Linked DNA regions of Homo sapiens: region 1 is linked to region 2. Evidence: read pairs that join two places in POLR2A ChIA-PET (ENCODE). Cell type or tissue: MCF 10A. All regions are shown on one strand. Links, peaks and the distances in the headings refer to the core of each region. The heading gives the core; the rest is flanking DNA.

Evidence for each region. Peaks named below come from ENCODE experiments on the same cell type or tissue, not always from the same donor. Only the 100,000 strongest peaks of a DNase experiment are listed, where the experiment ranks them.
Region 1: POLR2A ChIA-PET joins it to region 2 with 5 read pairs; 2 of 35 experiments call an interaction of 5 or more read pairs at or near these places.

Annotation. Positions count from the first base shown.
Region 1 is chr7:100,315,227-100,318,124 of GRCh38, forward strand. SPDYE3 (speedy/RINGO cell cycle regulator family member E3) reads left to right here. Exons shown (of 11, transcript NM_001004351.5): 7 at 559-617; 8 at 1,844-1,929. Among named protein-coding and RNA genes, the nearest start is that of SPDYE3, 9.0 kb to the left of the region's middle. In MCF 10A, for the core only: no CTCF peak of the experiment used is centred there; no DNase peak of the experiment used is centred there.
Region 2 is chr7:100,125,959-100,128,856 of GRCh38, forward strand. It overlaps MBLAC1 (metallo-beta-lactamase domain containing 1), which reads left to right and starts at 1,009. Exons shown (of 2, transcript NM_203397.3): 1 at 1,009-1,106; 2 at 1,410-2,537. The coding sequence starts at 1,438. The coding sequence ends at 2,238. It also overlaps a transcript of TAF6 not described here. RefSeq lists enhancers at 1-248, 959-1,028 and silencers at 1,229-1,348, 1,439-1,918. In MCF 10A, for the core only: no CTCF peak of the experiment used is centred there; a DNase peak (open chromatin) is centred at 1,233.

The sequences.
Region 1 (2,898 bases), core at 265-2,764, 190 kb after region 2:
CAAGATCAGGCCAATGCATTCCAGCCTGGCCCACAGAGCAAGACTCTGTCTCAAAATAAATTAATAAATAAATAAAAATAAAAATCAAACAAAGAAAAACAAAATCAAAAATCAAAAAAGTGGTTTCAGCTGTGCCCTCTGAAACTTAATGTTTCTTACTGACTTTTCTAAACCTAAGTGTCTCCATCCATAGTGGGGGATACCAAGGCCATGGTCACACCCTGATGTGTGACTGTCTCATGAGGAAATGATGGGAATTCCTTTATGACTCTGCAGTGGTCCCTCCGTGTCTGCTGGAGGGGGTCCCGGCTGATTCCCAGCTCTACATCCTGTAGATTCTCACACCCAGGGCCTCCTTCGGCCTCTTCTCAGGGGAGTCTCAGAGCAGGAGCCTCTCTCCCTTGCCCAGTGAAAGTCATTCTCCCCTCTCCCATCCACCTCACCCGCGGCCACAATCCTGAGACTTTCCCCCGGGAGGCACACTTCTCCTCACTGCCCTGCTGCTCCCATGGAAACCCTGTCCTGCTTCTCACGCTGACATCTGCTCTCTAATCACAGAGGATCCTGTCATTAAAAGATTCCTGGCCTGGGACAAAGATCTGAGGGTGTCAGACAAGGTAAGGTTGTTCTCTATGTAACTGTGTTCCTGTTCTAACGCACGGCCAGGGGGAGGGCGCAGCTTCCAAACCCACAGTTCTCCCTCCACCACCTCCCACCAGATGCTCCTACAGTTTTTTTTGTTTTTGTTTTTGTTTTTTTTTGTGAGACACAGTCTTGCTCTGTTGCCCAGGCTGGAGGGCAGTGTCTCGATCTTGACTCACTGCAGCTGATGCCTCCTGGGTTCAAGCGATTCTCCTGCCTCAGCCTCCAAGCAGCTGGGATTACAAACGTGAACCACCACGCCTGGCTAATTTTTGTGTTTTTAGTAGAGACGGGGTTTTGCCATGTTGGCCAGATTGGTCCCGAACACCTGACCTCAGGTGATCCACCCGCCTTGGCCTCCCAAAGTGCTGAGATTACAGACGTCAGCACTGTGTCCGACCAGCTCCCATGGTCTTGAGTCTTGGCACCCACACATTTTTTTTTCTGAGACAGAGTCCAGCTCTGCTCCCCAGGATGGAGTACAGTGGCATGATCATAGCTCACTCTAATTCCTGGGCTCAAGCAATCCTCTTTCCTTAGCCTCCTGAGGAGCTGGGACTAGGCACATGCCACCATGCTCAACGAATTTTTGAAATCTTCGTAGAAACAGGGTCTCGCTGTGTTGCCCAGGTTGTTCTCCAACTGTTGGGCTCATGTGATCCTCCTGTCTCCACCTCTCAAAAAGTACTGGGATCACAGGCTTGAGCCGCCACTCCCGGCTATTCTTTGTCTTTTTATGATTTGTCAGCATCTCCCTCAGGACTCTGCTGGTCTCTTGCAGAGTGAATGAGTGGCCCCTGCCTCTCCCATGGGTCCTTTGGGATCTGAGCCCTAGGCCACCGTCTGGCTGCAGTCCTGAAGCTCCTGGGCCCTCTACTCTCAGCTCCTTGGGACAGTTCTCTGCCTGGCACACAAAAGACCCTCCTGACACCAGCCGACCTAGACACACCCCCTCCAAAGATCCCATCGGAGCCCACCATCCTGGGAGCATCACCTAAAACCCTTCCTCCGGCTTCTCGGATTTGCATCCGACCTTCGAATACCCCTCCACCCCGCAATTTCCACATGAGCACAGTCACCCCAATGCTGAGGTCCCTTCTCTGATGGGCAACCCCTCCCCAGACCCCCATTCCACTATCTCCACAATCTTCCTCTCCCAAGATGTGACCTCTCCCTCTCTGTGTTCCTTTCTCTCCATCAGTATCTCCTGGCTATGGTCATAGCGTATTTCAGCCGGGCCGGCCTCCCCTCCTGGCAATACCAACGCATTCATTTCTTCCTGGCTCTGTGAGTGGTTTGCTGCCTCCTATCCATCAATATCCAACGCCCTGGGACAGCGGGGGAAGTGGGATTCCAGCCTTTCATTTATTCTTTCACCTATTTGTCCTCTTTACTCTGTGTACAAAAAAGACAGGATTATAGTATCTTAGACTGTTGTCTCTAAAAAGAAACTCAGGCTGGGCATGGTGGCTCAGGCCTGTAATCCCAGCACTTTGGGAGGCCGAGGCAAGCGGATCACCTGAGGTCAGGAGTTTGAGACCAGCCTGGCCAACATGGCAAACCCCGTCTCTACTAAAAATAGAAAAATCAGTCGGGCATGTTGGTGTGCACCTGTTATCCAAGCTACTTGGGAGGCTGAGGCATGAGAACCCCTTGAACCCAGGAGGTGGAGGTTGCAGTAAGCTAAGGTTGAGCCACTGCACTCCAGCCTGGGCAACAGAGTGAGACTTTTTCTAAAAACAAAAGAGCCAAAAAAAAAAAAACAGGCAAAAAAACCAAACTCCAATGCCAGTGTACAAATAAAAGAGTAAAACAGGCCAGGTGCGGTGGCTCACGCCTGTAATCTCAACAGTTTGGGAGGCCGAGGTGGGCAGATCACAAGGTCAGGAGAGCAAAACCATCCTGGCTAACATGGTGAAACCCTGTCTCCACTTAAAAAAAAAAAAAAATACAAAAAATTAGCCAGGTGTGGTGGCGGGCACCTGTAGTCCCAGCTACTCGGGAGGCTGAGGGAGGAGAATGGCGTGAACCTGGGAGGCGGAGCTTGCAGTGAGCCGAGATTGCACCACTGCACTCCAGCCTGGGCGACAGAATGAGACTCCGTCTCAAAAAAAAAAAAAAAAAAAAAGAACAAAAAACAAAAGGAACCATGAACCGCTCCTAAGGGGAGAACAAAAGGAGCGGAGGAGCGGACATGACACTTCCCCCAGCAAGCAGACGTTTCCGGTTCTTCTCTCTCTCTCCTTCCCACATCAA
Region 2 (2,898 bases), core at 120-2,619:
GGTGGATAACAAGATTAGGAGATCGAGACCATCCTGGCTAATACGGTGAAAGCCCGTCTCTACTAAAAATACAAAAAATTAGCCGGGTGTGGTGGCAGGCGCCTGCAGTCCCAGCTACTCGGGAGGCTGAGGCAGAAGAATGGCGGGAACCCGGGAGGCGGAGCTGGCAGTGAGCCAAGATCGTGCCACTGCACTCCAGCCTGGGTGATAGAGCGAGACTCCGTCTCAAAAAAAAAAGCCACGCATGGTGGTGGGCGCCTGTAATCCCAGTTACTCGGGAGGCTGAGACAGGAGAATCGCTTGAACCCAGGAGGCGGAGGTTGCAGTGAGCTGAGATCACGCCACTGCACTCTAGCCTGGGCGACAGAACAAGACTCCGTCTCAAAAAAAACCAAAAAAAATTTAGAGGGGCGTGCACGCCTGTATTCCCAGCACTCCAGGAGGCTGAAGCAGGAGGATCGCTAGAACCAGGGGTTCAAGACTGGGGCGAGCTATGATGGTGCCCCTGCACTCTAGCCTGGGCGACAGGGCGAGACTGTCTCAAAAGAAAAAAAGACCAGGCGCGGTGGCTCACACCTGTAATCCTAGCACTTCAGGAGACCAAGACTGGAGGATCGCTGGAGCCCAGGAGTTCCAGACCAGTCCTGGCAACAGAACTAGACCGTGTCTCCAAAAAAAAAGAGAAAGAAAAAATAGAAACCTTAGCTGGGCTTGGTGGTGCGCATCTGTGGTCCCAGATACTCGGGACGCTGAGGCGGGAGGATCACATGAGCCCAGGAGGTTGAGGCTGCAGTGAGGTATGATCGCGCCACTGCACTCCTGCCTGGGCAACTGAGCATGAACCCTCCTCAAAGCTAATGGCGCTTCAAAATTCTGCAGTGCAAAGAAGTTGCTGGGGTTGCGGAGCGGAGAACCGCCAGGAGGCTGGAGCCCAGCCAGGCAGCCTCCTCGGGCACACGGTGAAGGCGCCGGAACTACAGCTACCTCCGCGGCGCCGCTTCGGCCGCCATATCTGGGTACACGGGAACCGCAGAGGACAAACTCTCACCCGCGTTTTCGATTTCTGCGCTTTCTTCGAGTGAGGCAAGACCTAGCAGAGGCCCAAGGTAGAGCGCGGCTAGGATTCGATGGAGGGAAACATAAAGGATAGCCTTTGGAGGGTGACGGGCAAGGACGTACGTACCGCGAACGGAATGGGGCGGGGGCCGAGGACGCCGAGGGAGGGGCGGGCCCAAGTGTGAAGGGAGTCTGGGCGATACCATTTTGGGCAGGGGTTGAGGGTGATACCAACTTAATGGGAGGCGGGTGGCAGAGAACCGAGGCTTAGGGGCAGTGGCGGGGCCGAGCGCGGGTGGGGGATCGCGGAGGGACAGGACGGTCGCCCACTGCTCCATTTCCTTTCTCCCCAGCCCGTCCCTCCCTGCCAGGAGCAGCCTCATGCGGACCGAGCCGCTGTGCGGGGCATCCCCTCTGCTGGTGCCCGGCGACCCCTACTCTGTGGTGGTTCTGCTGCAGGGCTACGCGGAGCCAGAGGGTGTGGGCGATGCCGTGCGCGCCGACGGCTCCGTGACCCTGGTCCTACCCCAGACCCGGGGCCCGGCCTCCAGCCACCGAGAGTCCCCGCGCGGGAGTGGCGGCGCAGAGGCCGCCCTGGAGGAGGCGGCCCGTGGCCCCATCCTGGTGGACACCGGGGGCCCCTGGGCTCGGGAGGCGCTGCTGGGGGCGCTGGCGGGGCAGGGCGTGGCCCCGGGAGACGTGACGCTAGTGGTGGGGACCCACGGGCACTCGGATCACATCGGGAACTTGGGGCTGTTCCCAGGCGCGGCTCTGCTGGTCTCGCACGACTTCTGCCTTCCCGGAGGCCGCTACCTGCCCCACGGGCTGGGTGAGGGGCAGCCCCTGCGCCTGGGCCCGGGGCTCGAGGTGTGGGCCACGCCGGGCCACGGGGGCCAGCGCGACGTGAGCGTGGTGGTGGCCGGCACGGCTCTGGGCACCGTGGTGGTGGCGGGAGATGTGTTTGAGCGAGATGGGGACGAGGATTCGTGGCAGGCACTGAGTGAAGACCCCGCAGCCCAGGAGCGGAGCCGGAAGAGGGTCCTGGTCGTTGCCGACGTGGTCGTACCTGGTCACGGGCCCCCCTTTCGAGTGTTAAGGGAAGCCTCGCAGCCCGAGACGGAGGGTGGAGGGAACAGCCAGCAGGAGCCGGTGGTCGGAGACGAGGAGCCCGCCCTGCACTAATCAGCCTCGAGAGGGACTGCACTCTTGTCAGGGAAGCCCTAACAGCGAAGAGCTGCTGGAGACAGAGTCAGAGCAGTCAAGGGTGGGAGCTTCCAGCCCTTCCAGGAGGCCAGTTTTCTAGTGAAGACAGAGTGCACCTGACACTGCCATCACATCGTCAGTATCACTGCCTGTCTCTGCCACCAAACTAAGATCAAAGGAGGGGCTCAGCTCCCTGTGCATTCTCCCTGGGCCTCAGTAAAATGGGAGAAGGTTCGTGGGAGGGGCCTCCAAAATAAAAATGGAAACTGCATTGAAAATCATAGTGCCCTAGTGTAAATGTGAAGCATTGACAATGATAATCGTGCAAACATGGTAATCTACAACTACAGCAGAGGCATACTTTGGCCAATTGCCCCTTTCTTATAGGATGGAGGTTGCTGAGAGAAGGTACAGGGCATAAAGATGACCCCTTAGTCACCTGACTTATGTATTTGTTCATATTTTTTTGTCACACAGGCTAGAGTGCAGTTGTGCAGTCATAGCTCACTGCAGCCTCCAGCTTAAGCCATCCACCTGCCTCAGCCTCCCAAGTAGCTGGGATGACAGGCAAGTGCCACTATGCCCCACTAATTTTTTTTTTTTTTTGAAACACGGTTTCACTCTGTCCCCACAGGCTGC